Regions from separate parts of the Mus musculus genome. Here region 1 is linked to region 2. The links are chromatin contacts, found by Hi-C or POLR2A ChIA-PET in ENCODE. All regions are on one chromosome and are shown on one strand. Each heading gives the region's core, a stretch centred on a gene start or an enhancer-like site at or near the end of the contact. The rest is flanking DNA. Distances are from core to core; before and after follow the strand shown. Region 1 holds the start of Dnph1 (2'-deoxynucleoside 5'-phosphate N-hydrolase 1). Region 2 overlaps Ttbk1 (tau tubulin kinase 1).

Evidence for each region. A loop is a pair of places that touch in the nucleus more often than their neighbours do. ChIA-PET counts read pairs that join two places held with the same protein, here RNA polymerase II (POLR2A).
Region 1: a map of heart shows a loop between it and region 2 (1.9-fold over the local background). The contact joins the promoter of Dnph1 here to the enhancer-like site in region 2. A Hi-C loop is called at or near these places in 3 of 37 maps with a recorded cell type or tissue (T-helper 1 cell and heart). POLR2A ChIA-PET finds 5 or more read pairs at or near these places in 2 of 5 experiments (both embryonic stem cell).

The regions. Positions count from the first base shown.
Region 1 is chr17:46,492,179-46,498,631 of GRCm38, reverse strand. Dnph1 (2'-deoxynucleoside 5'-phosphate N-hydrolase 1) reads right to left here and starts at 1,843. Exons shown (of 4, transcript NM_207161.3): 1 at 1,660-1,843; 2 at 139-207. The coding sequence starts at 1,822.
Region 2 is chr17:46,451,461-46,458,228 of GRCm38, reverse strand. All of the region lies in intron 13 of Ttbk1 (tau tubulin kinase 1), which reads left to right. Among named protein-coding and RNA genes, the nearest start is that of Slc22a7, 16 kb to the right of the region's middle. Within about 2 kb of position 2,758, at least 1 of the 3 ENCODE cell types and tissues checked has a DNase peak (open chromatin) inside an H3K27ac peak, as active enhancers do; it is heart, where a contact is called at or near this core.

The DNA of each region.
Region 1 (6,453 bases), core at 594-3,093, 41 kb before region 2:
GAAAAATAAGACTTACTACCTGGGATTTTTAAGAACGGGGTGACGGTGTATCTGTGGTGGGGATAGTAGAGTCAGGGATAGCCCAGGAATCGACATCACCAAGGAGCCCTCATGCAGAAGGGAGGACTACTCACTCACCATCGGCCTGCCGGAGCCAGGCCAGGTCCCGCTCATGGATGAACTGGTCGCCCCCAGCAGCCTCTTCCCCTGTGGTTGAGGGCAAGCTGGTCAGAGATGGTCCCTACCCCAACTCAGTACCTAGTAACTTCTATGTTCTCGCTGCTTCTCAAATCTACCCTGCTCAGAGAGGGGCAGAGAGAGGGAACCCTTGCCCCAGCACCTTCAAAAGCCAGTTCAGGAGAGGAGTCTGTTAAAGGGATGAAGAACAAAACAGCCACAAGAAAAATGCAATCCTGTTCACGGAGGCACGTGTGGGTGGGGCTGGGTGCGTGTGGGGAAAAGGTCTGACTCACCCGGAATCCAAGGGGCGTGTCTGGGGTCAGAGAGCCAGGATCACAGTTTCCAGTTTGAATCAACTCTGCTGTTTAGGACGGTAAGGCTCTGCAGGTGGCAGAGCAGAACCACACTGTCTAAAACTTCTTTTGTGAGCCTGAGGATCATGGCTCATAGCACTAATCCCAGCCCCGGGAGCAGAGGCTGGGGAAATCTGTGAGTTCCAACACAGCCTGGTCTACACTGTAAGTACCATGATGGCCAGGGATATGTAGAGAGACCCTGTCTCAAAAAACAAACTAACAAGTTGTGTGTAGCAGCAGGTGCCTGTAGTTCTAGCACTTGGGCGGTGAAGGCAGGAGGATGGCGAGTTCTAAGGCCATCCTTGGCTACAAGTCTGACGTCACTGTGCGTTTATGACAGCCTGTTTCCAAAATAAAGAAAAGAAAAAGAAAAAGCAAGAAAAGTGACTAGGGGAGAAAACCCAGATTCAAAGGTTTTCTCCAGGCTATCACACTCTGTAGACTGTTTTGTCTCATTTCTTTGAGACAGGGGTTAACTCTGTAGCCCAGGTTGGCCTGGAACTCATCCTACCCTCTGCCTCCAGAGTGCTGACATTGGCGCTGAAGGTGGAGAACTATCAACAAAACACACCATGCGCTAGCCAAGCATAAGCACAAACAGGTTCTTTCCAATCCCCTGGCATTTTTTGCCTACGATTGATTCTTTGTCTTTTAAAAGATTCTCCCAGAATTGCTTTAGAGTCCACAGCTTAGGAGTTTGTTCTTGCATGGGGCAAGGGAGATCTACTTAAAAGTTTTTGGAGCAGAAATACAAGAGTTCTAGGTACAACTTTCCTACTGGAGGAGTGCTTATCCAGACCAGCTTATCAAAGCCTTGCTAGCCCAAAGCTGGGTCTGGGCTGTCACTTGCTTCCAGTGTGCTGGACAGGGACACTTGACCTGCGCATGGAACGTACACATATAATCCAGGACCTTCCATAGCCAGCCGGTCCCCTAACCATTACGAGGTCCTAGTCTGCAGATCCCCTAGCCTCCGGTCTAGCCTGCGGGTCACATGAGCTGCGGGTTCCCCAGGTTGAATGTCTACTAGCCAGTGGGTCTCCTATCCGGCAAGTCCCTAGTCAGCCGGTCCCCTTAGCCTACAGGTCCCCAGCCTGCGAGTCTCCAGCCCGCGTCGCCTCACCACGCGGCTCCAACTCAGCATCAGCCACGTGCTCAGTGAGCACCTTCCCATAGCGCCGCAGCCGGGATACGATCCGCGAATACAGAGCTTGGTCTTCCCGCCCGCCGCGGATGCTCCCGCAGAAGTACACAGAGCATGGAACCAGCTCCCCGGATGCCGCCATCGCCGCGCGCGGGCAACCGCTGCCGCCGCTACCACGTGACCTGGGAAAGCGACTCCCAGAGGTAAGGGGACCTTCTTCAAGCTCGCTCTCTTCCCGGATAGGCTCTTCCCGAGCCAACCCGCTCATTAGTTCTGACTCCTCCCCGTGACCTGCCCCTCCCCAGCTCCTAGCTATTCAAGTAGTTCTGTACGGATCTCAGTGCTCTCAAACTCTGTACGGGATCCATAGGCAACTGTGATTGGCTCTCATTAATCTTTCCAAAATTTAAAAAAGATTGTTAACTTATTTTAAAAATATTTTATTATTCATACATGTATGTAGTGTTTTAATCAAATCTAACCCAGTCTCTCTCTCCCCTCCAATCCATCTTCTATCCCCTACACCAACTTCATTTTTATTTATTATTTAAAATAATTATTATCTTTGATTATTTTATTATTTTATGTGTATAGGTGTTGTGATGGTTTGTTTATCCTTGGGCCAGGGAGTGGCACCATTTGGAGGTGTGGCCTTGTTCAAATAGGTGTGACCTGGTTGGAATAGGTGTGTCACTGTGGGTGTGGGCATAAGATCCTCACCCTAGTTGCCTGGAACTCAGTCTTCCACTAGCAGCCTTTGGATGAAGATGTAGAACTCTCAGCAATGCCTGTGCCATGCCTGCCTGGATACTGCCATGCTCTCACCTTGATGATAATGGACTGAACCTCTGAACCTGTAAGCCAGACCCAATTAAATGTTGTTTTTTATAAGACTTGCCTTGGTCATGGTGTCTGTGCACAGCAGTAAAAGCCTAACTAAGACAGGTGGTTTGCCTGAGTTTATATCTCTACATCATGTGCATGCCTGATGCCCCAAGAAGCCAAAAGAGCACAATGAGCTAACCTGAAACTGGAGTTACAGACACAGTGAGCCACCATGCAGGTGCTGACAATCCAACCTGGGTCCTCTGGAGAGTGGCCAGTGCTGTTAACCACTGAACCATCTCTACAGCTTCCCTCCCTACCCACTGAGCCCATTAGTGCTACCTATGTGTGCACCGGTGTGGAACCATCTACTGGAACAAGTACAGGCAGCCTCTCAGGGTCGTGCCTGCCTCACCAGCTGTTAGCTGTCAGCAACGCTTCAGCTATTGGCATGGGGCCCTTCTCCACACAGGGTAGGGTTTGGACCAGCCTGATCGTGCACGGGCAGTCATAGCTTCTATGAGTTATGTGTGTAACCCCACTGTCATGTCCAGAAACAATGTTTTCATGGCAGTCCCTCTGTCTTTCAACCCACTCTTCCATGGAGATGGCCCATTTACATTCAAACACTCTACAGTCTCCGAGAGACCCTATTAATCTGCAAAAAGAAGCTCTTCTGACGAGGGCTAAGGAATGCTCTAATTGATGGGTACAGAGATATGGAATCGGGCAAGACGGTTACACTTTCTAGAGCCTGACTCCCCACCATTTCCATGGCCACCGCTCTGGCCCTGCCCCTCCCCAGATCTCCCCATTCCAGCTCTTCCTACCACAGTCTGCTAGCCACTCTGAGGAGATGGAGAGCCCCTCAGTGACCCCACCTTAGTTAGGATAAAACCAGGGGGGGCCAGTGGCCCACAAGTTACAGAAGAGCTGTGAAATGCATTATTCTATCAAGGACATGGCCATTGCCGCTGCCACCAGCACTGGTCTTAGGATGGACACCCTGGGTCTACAGAAGAACAAAACTCTCCACAGCCACGCCTGGATGCATGCATGCATGCATGCACAGAGGCCACCACCCTCATCCTCACTGCTAAACTATTTCCTATTGATAGGTTACAGAAAAGGGGATGCTTTCTGCCGTCATCCACTGGGCACCGCACTGAGCTCCACCCATTTGTTGTAACCCAAGGGTCACATAGATGGCCCCTGTTAAACTAAATGGGTTACAAAGCCTACCAACAGGGAGGGGAGAGAGGGAGATGAAAGAGAGTAGGGGGAAGAGAGTAACCAGAAGGCAATACAGGTAGGTATGAAATTGTCAAAGACCTGAACTAAGAGGAAAACTTTGTTAAGGTATGTGAAGTGAAATTCTGCAGAAAAAGCCATTCTTGTGTTAAAGTTTCTCCAAGGATGACTGAATAAGACTTCAGAGAGTCGGAACATTGCAGGTCCACAGCCACATTACCTCAGGCTACCTTTAGTTCCCTTCCTAGCCTTACATCGCCCACTTCCATGTCTGGTCTAATGTCCTCGAGCCTGCTTGATGAAATCCTTCCGAATGTGTTCACAGCTACACAGAAGCATGGAGGCTTGAGGAATACCAAGCAAGCACTCTACCTACTTTGCTAGAACCCCAGGCCCAGACCCTGTCCCAAGTTTTTGCTTTAACTATAATAATAACTTGTCTACAAAAAATTACTTCAAATAAATAATAATTATAGTACAAACACTCTCAGTGCTACTGCTTGTGCCAAGAAACATATCTTCAGATTTGGAGCGGAGTGGAGCGGAGCATCGTGTTTGGTGCTGGAGGCTCTGGGGTACGTCCTCCCCCCACCACTCCCGCCAACCCCTTAAACAATAGGGTGTTCCAGCTCCCCACAGTTTGTATCCTCATCCAACCCCTCACATCCTCCAATCCCTCCAAAAATAAGTACTGCCTTTATTTCCATACTCAACAGAACTAAAGGTTTTAACGCATCATGCTACACTTCAAGCATTCCTCACTCAGGTTGTGTCTTTCTTTAAAGGTTATCTTTGAAAAAATATTGTTAGTTTTTTTTTACAATTTTAAGTGTATCGGTGTTCAGCCTGGATCTGGGTCTGTGCGGCATGTGGTTGCACAGGAAGGCCAGAAGAGAATGCTGGGTCCTATGGAACTGGAGTTAGAGACAGTTGTGAGATACCATGCAGGTGCCGGGAACAAACCCAGGGCTTCTGCAACAGCAGCCAGTGCTCCTAACTGCTGAGCCATCTCTAGCTCCATCATCATCTCCTCTCCCCAACACTCCCCCCCCCATCTCCCTGTTTGATTTTAAGATTTATTTTCTTGTCAGGCATGATGGCCACGCACCTTTAATCTCAGCATTCAGGAGACACAGGCGCCTGCCTCTATGAGTTTCAGGCCAGCCATTGCTACAGAGTGAGACCCTGTCATGTTTTTTGTTTTAGGATTTCTTTCTATTTTATGTGTATGAGAATTTTGCTGGAATGCTCGTATGTGTATCACATACATGAGGTCCCCAAAGAGACCTGAAACCCGTAGTGGGTCCCCTGGAACTGGAATTACAGGCCGCTGTAAACAGCATGACGTGAGCACTGATAGCTGAGCCAGAGTCCCCGAGGTTCGGCAATGCTCTTTATTGCTGAGCCACCTCTCCAGTCCCTCCTAGTGCGACTGTGCGAGCATGAGAGTGTGTGCATGTGCACATGCGTGGGTGTGCATGTATGTATGTACGTATGTATGTATGTATGTATGTAGATTAGAGGACAACTGTGGCTTTACATTTTTTCCTTCTCCCATGTAAGTCCTGGGATTCCAATTCAGGTTGTTGGGCTTGCCCTGCTGGGCCATCTCACTGAACCTCATATTATGTCTTTTAAGTCCCATTTAATATACAAGTTGGGACACAACTTATTAGCGTGCTTATTTTGTGTAAGATACTCAGTAGGCTCTGGTGGAACTACTAAAGGGAACAGTGAGGAATATGGAGTGGGAAGACCAGGTCCAACCCTGTTCAGTGATGTATCAGAGCACTGATGCTCCAGAGAGGCAGGGGTAAAGCTCCTGGGAAATTCCTTCCGGTTTATCTTCACAATGTTTGCCATCTGACACTCAGACCAGACAGACCTCATACAGGAAGTAGCCGGATATAAAAACCGGATTGAATATGTTCGAATGACAGGCGCCTGGAAGCGTAGGGCCAAGTGTGGGGGAAAGACGGAGCAAGCATAGCAGACTTGACATAGACCCCAGCTTATCACCTGCAGGGTTCCAGACCACAGTGTCCTGGAGCAGGGAGAAGACAAACCGAGTCGTCCATGCGGCTGGATCACAGTATCTGACACCCAATAAGTTGGCACTAGATTTGGGAGAGAGACGGCGTAGCATTTGAGAGCACTGGATGCTCTCGCACAGTGCACACGTTTGGTTCCCAGCAGCCGTGTAGTAGCTGCAGTTCCAGAGAATCCAACACCTTCTTTCAGCCTCTGCCAGCATGAGGCATGTGCATGGTAGACAAACATACATGCAGACAAAATACCCATACACATAATAAATAAATAAACTTAAAACAAAATTGGATCTTACTAGAAGAAAAATATGAGCCGGTGTGGAGGCACATGCCTACAGCACTTGCAAGGTGGGGGGCAGGAGGATTAGGAGTTCAAGGCCAGCCTCAGCTACATAGCAAATTTGAGGCCAGCCTGGTCTACAGGAGACCCTGTCTCAAACAATAACAATAACAAAGCAATGACTAAAAACCAACAGCAAAACCAGATAGATGTCTTAGTCACAGGGCTTGTATTCCTGCACAAAACATCATGACCAAGAAGCAAGTTGGGGAGGAAAGGGTTTATTCAGCTTACACTCCCACATTGTTGTTCATCACCAAAGGAAGTCAGGACAGGAACTTACACAGGGCAGGAACTTGGAGGCAGGAG
Region 2 (6,768 bases), core at 1,509-4,008:
TGACTTTTGCAAACTGTGCCACAATCTCATGGAACTGGGTGGAGCTCTGCATGGCTTAGGGCGGAGTCTCTGATTCCCAGGTGTGGCAGGGCTGTCCCTGAGCCTGCACGGCAGCAGATCTCTTATCTTTGTAGCTCCCCAGAGAGCAGAGTGTGGAGAAGCGAGCGTCTCTCCCTGGGGGAGAAGGGCATGGCTTCTTGAGAAATAACTTTGCCAGTAGGCGGCGCTCCTGGCCTGAAGCAAGGTGGCTTCGTACTTGGCACACAAGGGAGTCGTCAGGTATCCTGTACTGTAATCTTCCCATTGGCACACAGTGCTTCTTCCTGTGCGCCATGATCTGAGCACTTGACAAAATTAACTCACTTGAACCCCATACTAACTTGTGGAGAGAGAGAGCCCAGTGCCATTGCGTTGGGTGGATTAGTCAGATGTTCCCTCTACAAGAGCTTAAGTTGGTAAAAAAGCCGCCTGGTGCTGAGTAACTGTGGTCTCAGGCCGTAAGAGTCATTAAATGTTGTGACCTGGTGGTTTTTTCTGCTGGTCCCCTCTCGGAAGAGGAGGGTTGTCTTTGGACTGTCCTTCTCCTCCTTCTCCAGTCCCACCTTGTCGTGGGACTGCAGCCAGATATGAGGCACCTCAGAGAACTGGGGTTGGCTAAGTTGGCTGGACACTGACCACGCCGCCCCCTTGATCTCACAAGAGTTGTATAGCAGCACTAGAGACAGAGTGGCCTGACCAGGATACCGTAGATGGCAGGGGCTTGCACTCCTGACTTTGGCCCTACTGGAGGGTCTCAGGGGTCAGACTCACAGATAGCAGAGATCACTTGCTGAGCACTGATGGGACTTTGTGAGGATGTCACCAACTCACACAAAGAGACCAAACAGTGACAGTAAGTTTCCGATAAGGGAAACTCCACTCCACTCCAGTCACTCTCCAAAACACCAGTCATTGCTGCTGTCTTCCTTTTTTTTTTTTTTTAAAGATTTATTTATTTCTTATATGTAAGTACGCTGTAGCTGTCTTCAGACACTCCAGAAGAGGGCATTAGATTCCATTACAGATGGTTGTGAGCCACCATGTGGTTGCTGGGAATTGAACTCAGGACCTTTGGAAGAGCAGTCAGTGCTCTTAACTGCTGAGCCATCTCTCCCACCCCCCTTTTTAATCTGAACTCTCCAAATTTTTAATCATTGATCACACACACACACACACACACACACACAGGGCAGTTTTGGGGAAGAGCTAGTAACTTAACCCTGAGGACTCCTCACTGCATCACCCGTCTAGGCTCAAAGCAAGGTAGTTCTTCAGCAAGCACACCAGCCAAGCAGCTGCTTAGGATACTAGCTGCTAGTGAGGCGTGGTGGGCGTGGTGTGTGTGTGTGTGTGTGTGTGTGTGTGTGTGTGTGGTGTATTTGTGTGGTATGTGTGTGCATGTTGCTGTGGTGAGCCCGGGTATGTGGAGTTATTGGAGTTTTTCCTTGTGTGTGGAGTAGGACTGCCTAATAGGGGTAGTATTTTCTTAGACAGAGAGGGGTGTGTCCTGAGGACTCTAGATTGGTTGGAAAATGCTGTATTAAATTCCTCATAATTAATACACACCCCATACACTCAAGGCAGCTTGGGTCATAGCAATAGCAACTCAGAATTCATCCCAGCCACTAACCCTGAGCCCAATACTCTCTCTCTAAATTTCCAGTCTGAGGGAAAACAGCCCTTCCCAGTGGATTGTGGCGTGGCACCTCTGGGCCAGCCAGTCCTGGCTCCCTCCTTCCTACCTCTGTCCTCTGCCCTGCCTTGGTCTCTTTTTCCGGGGCAGGGTGGTGCTGTCTGTTCAGGCAGGGGTTGGGGGAGCATGGGACACTGCAGGACGGCAGGAGCTGTGTCAGTGTTAATGGGTGGTTTGGGAAGGAACCATGCGTTAGGGGGATTCGGTGCACATTGGAGGTTGGGGTACCCTCCTGGGCTGGGGACACAGATGATGTATTCGCTGCTGTCCTTGAGTTGATGTGACAGTTGGAGGAAGCATAGAGATCTAAGGGTCTGCAACATCTGCCGTGCCCAAATCTCCACTTAGATATGGGACACTCCTAACCAGAGAGGCAGAAGCCGTGTCCAACCCCATTGCATCTGACTTTTAAAGCATCCTTCTCCCTAAGGGAGAGGCTTCCAGGCTGAGGACCATCTCCCTCAGATAACCCCACACATACTCGGTGGACTTCCCAGCCTGGGAGGCCCCTGAGCCCACCCAAAAAGAGGTGGGGAAGGAACTGGGAAACCTTCCTTAGCCCTCTGCTTTCCCTGGGGTTTCCCATCACTCACCACTTGCCCTTGGATCCTGCACAGGCTGTGGGTTGGGGGAATGACTACCCACGCACACGCACGCGCACACTCCGCAGCCTCACGCACACTTCATCCACTCTCCGGACCCGCAAACTTAGCATCCCAAACCCGGAGCGTCGTACTCGAGACCCTGTCGCAGGTTTCTAACTGTTAAGGACCCTTGTTGCTCACTCCAGCCCTGAACCCGCCCCAGGGCCCGTCCACCCAATCAATACCCAACCCCTGCAGCCATCACTAACACGAATGTATGTTCAGTCTTTTTAACCAGCTGCTACTTGGCGTGCCCCTGGTACCGCCGGCCTCGGAGTCCCCGCCCCGCCCCGTCCCGCCCCGCGCCGGCCGAGCCGGGTCCCCAACTCTGGTCCCCGCCCCGCCAAGCTGCCTGCTGCTAAAGTTCTTTTGGGTTAGCGCCCCCGCCGCCCCGCCTTTGCGCTCTGTTTTGTTTGTTTTTCCCTTCTGCCGGCTCGTGGCCGCTGGGTGCCTGGCCTGGAGGCAAGGTGGGGACAAGTGGGGGACTCGCTCCACAGTGCTTCCAGGGTTAGGGTGCAGACCAGGGGCGGGGGGATATGGGAGGAGCTGGCTCCAAGAGCCCGACCCCCCTCCCGATTCCGGTTACCTCACCGCCCATAGGGCTGCCCCCCACCCTTGGCCTTGCAGTAGGATGCCAAAGAGCCCAGAGTTGAGGGGGAGCCAAACTTTGAGCCTAGGTCTCTCAGAGCCACCCAACCCTTTTGCCCCTGCTCCGATCCGTGTCCTTTGTCCCATCCCATCTGCCACTAAGGGCCCTGGGGGGCTCCTCAAACATGCCCCCACTTCCAACTCTTCCCCCACCCCCACCCCCGAAAATAAAACTCAGGGACCAACATCTGCTTCCTTTGCACTTGCTCCGTCGACCCCTCCCCCAGGTGGAGGGGCTTCCGTGGGGGAAGGGGCAGGTTCCAGGGCCCCTAGAGTTGACAGTATTGCCGCAGAGAGGGGCTGGCCTCTGCCCCCTAAAAGGTGGGACTGGTGGTGTGGGGAAACTCAGCCCCAGGACCGAATTAAGCTCCCTCTCTACAGAACCCCTCCCCCCAGGGGATGGGATGATGGGATGGGAGGGTGGTTGGCAAGAAGACCCTCCCGGAGGTCTCCAGTCCCAGCCAGTTTATTCCTGAGCTCCTCCTCAATCCCGAGTCTTTCCTCAACCCCCCTTTTGTATTGCAATAACACTGTATGATACGCTTGCACTATCTATCCCCTTACCCCGGCCAGCTTAAGCATGCACGAGAAACTCAAATCCACACACACATGAAGACGGGACGCTTTTTTTTTTCTTTTCTTTTCTTTCCTTTCTTTTTATGTTTTATTATTTGTTTGTTTGTTTTGTTTCTTACATACCCCACACACACCCCCGTTTTCTTCCTAGTTCTCTCCGAGCTGCGTCCTCCTTAGTGTACATAGCAGCGTCAGGGGCCCTGGACCCGGGTTAGAAAAGCATGCACTGAGCCCCCCCACCCCCACCCCAGACTGCGAGTACTGTACAAATCCAACACTTGAAACCGACACGCACACGCGCGGCGCCGCCACAGGGGTGGGACACGGACACGCACCCACGCGCACACGACCGTGCACTGGCGGGGGTGGGGGCGCCCCGCCGTCAGGCGTCGCTGTGCAAGGGATCTTGTGCCTTTTAAAGTCCCTGTATGTTCATGCAGACAATCCGGAGAGCTTGTGTACTACCAAATCCTGATTAAAGACGCCTTCCAGGAATCTGCCTTGGCCTGCTTTCTTCACCTCCCCACTCTGGTCCCGGAGGACCTCAGCTCACAGTGGGCGCGGGGGTGGGTTGGGGTGGGGGTGGGAGTGCTGGGCAGATGGCAAGGGGCTGGGACTACAGCTGACTAGGGGACTGGAGTGCTGATCAGCTGGACTCGGAATTACCCTCCAGCTGCTGTCTGTCTTCTTTCATGGGGGAAGGTGATGTGTGGATCTCTGGGATCCAACTCCAGTTGCAAATGGGCTAGAGGAATGCAATAAAGTAGGTTAGGTTCATGGGCCAAATGTGGCAGAGAGAGGTGTGAGGTCGAAAAGCCCGATGTGGGACATTCCCGGGTACTGTCCTTGCTGCTCAGTGGCCTGAGGGAGCAGGTGGACCGTGAAGAGATGCACGAAAGATGATTTAGCTCAGGATATAAAGGCAGTGTCCTGAAGGTGACAACGACAGAAGCAGGCTGAGCAAGCTGGAGACTGCCCTTCTGTATCATGACTTTTGTCCCTCACCCTGACTGGGCAGAAAGCAGGAGTACAATACCGGTGACTCAGGAATGGACTTGAGACAGGTTTTTGTTAGTGGAGGAAGTTCCTCTAGCTACTGAAGAGGAAGCCACTTTGTCCATAGGGCCAAAAGCAATTGGGCCAGACAGGCACAGTTCCTAATCCCCAGGAGGTCGAGAAGCCCCTCCCCCACATACTTGTTAGCTCTGTGGGGGCGGGGGCGGGGGGACGAAGCTAGGACAAATTGACCGGAGCCTGTGTGGGGAGGGAGACATTGCTATCTGGGAGATCAATCGTATGTGTGAGGTCTGTCTGGGTAGACTGTGCTCAGTAGCCATGTTCCCACCTTCCTCGATAGAGTTTCCACCTTGGGGGCAGGGGACTGGGATTTCTCCTTTGGGCGGCAGTGGTGGAGTAGTGTGAGGTCTCTTGGCTGGACAGAAACACTGTCTGAGGGAGAGCTGAGAGACGCCGGGAGACTGAAACAGGGGAAGAAGGCAGCAGATGAGGTGGACAAACTTCCAGGGGCCACTTGGTCCCTAGGACCTCTCCTCTCCGGCCTAGCATGGCTGCACAGCTGGGGGCCAAGGTGGAGGAACAGGCTCCAGAATAGAGGAAGGGATGTAGGGCATTAGGCAGTCCGGATGGGCACAAACCCCTCCCCTGTCATTCCGGGGGAGGCCAGCTCTTGTCACTCAGCCCATTCCATTCACCATAACCTTGGGACTTTGAGCCTTCGTGCAGTTCCAGTCACTAGTTGGCATGGGGTCCAGGCAAGAGTGTCACCTCCTGCACCCTGTGTGGGCACTGGGGTGAGGTAGAGTGGTCAGGTCTTCAGCCTCATTGTCACAAGTCCTCCCTGAGAGGACAACTCAATGAGCAGCAGGTCTGGGCTGATTCTCTCCCTCTGCATGTGGCGCTGAGGGGTTGAAGCTTAGAGGGACTCAGGCCTCTGGGACCAGAGTGCAGACACCCAGGGCTTTTGCGCTCTCTGAGCTCTTCAGCTCAGCTGTTTCAACCCCTCAGGTCATAAAGCAGCCCAGACCAGCCTGAGCTCCGGAATCAACAAGGAGGTGGGGTTTGTTTGGTTTGGTTTGCCTTTTTATTTTTTATTTTATTTTTTTGAAACAGTCTCTCACCCCGGAACTTACTACGTAGACCAGACTGGCCTTTCATTCACAGAGACTCCTGGCCTCTGGCTCTTGAGTGCTAGGGTTACAGCAACCAGGGAACTTCAGAATAAGTGGGGTTTCTCAGTTGCACCCTCAGATTGAGGGGCAGGAACCCGAGCGGGACTTTTATAAAGCATCTGGGTGAGCCATGCCGAGACAGCCCTGGAGCCTAAACCAACAAGTAAGACTCATAAAGGTCACTGCCCTGGGGAAAGGTGTGCTCTCTTCTGGGCTAGCCACCCTTGGCTAGCACTCCACACAGCTGGGATGGGGGCTGGTCACTCTGCTGTGCCTCCCAGTTTCCCCCAGGTTTCCCGGGGCACACAGAAAGTGTCCTGGAGACCCCATCAGACTGGACACTGGAGACACCATCTGCATGAAGGAGAGGAGGTTTTGCTTGCGGTTATCCAGCTGGTGGGAAGGGTTGGTCTCAGCCTCTGAATGGGCTTCTGGGCAGAGATCCAGGACTTGGCCAGGTGTGAGAAGGCATGAGCAAAGCTCCCAAGGGTCTTCCTGTCCTTGGTGCAATCGCCCAGCCCAGGTTCCCCATCGCCACTTAAAGCCACCCTTTCCACTTGTCCAGCTGGATTCTGTAGCTGTAACGCTGGCAAGGCACTCCAAGGTGGTCCAGCACGTAGTCAGTACCTTAATGTTTGCTGAATGAATGGTTGAAGAAAGAGTGAAAACATAGAATCGAAAAAAGAAAGAAAGAGAGAGAGAGAGAGAAAAGAAAAGGAAAAGAAAAGAAAAGAAGAGAAAATAAAATAAAATGGCTACTAGGGACTTCAGCGGGGATGTAGAGGTCAGAGGTCTAAGGAAGGTTCTAGACCATCAGAAGTTTCTGTGGGGGCCACATGTCTCTGCATCTGTGTTTGTAGAACAGTGTGCATATGACTGTGGAGACCAGAGGTCAGTCCTGCATCTTCTATTACTCTCCACCTTACCTTTCTTTTCTTCTTTCTTTCTTTCTTTCTTTCTTTCTTTCTTTCTTTCTTTC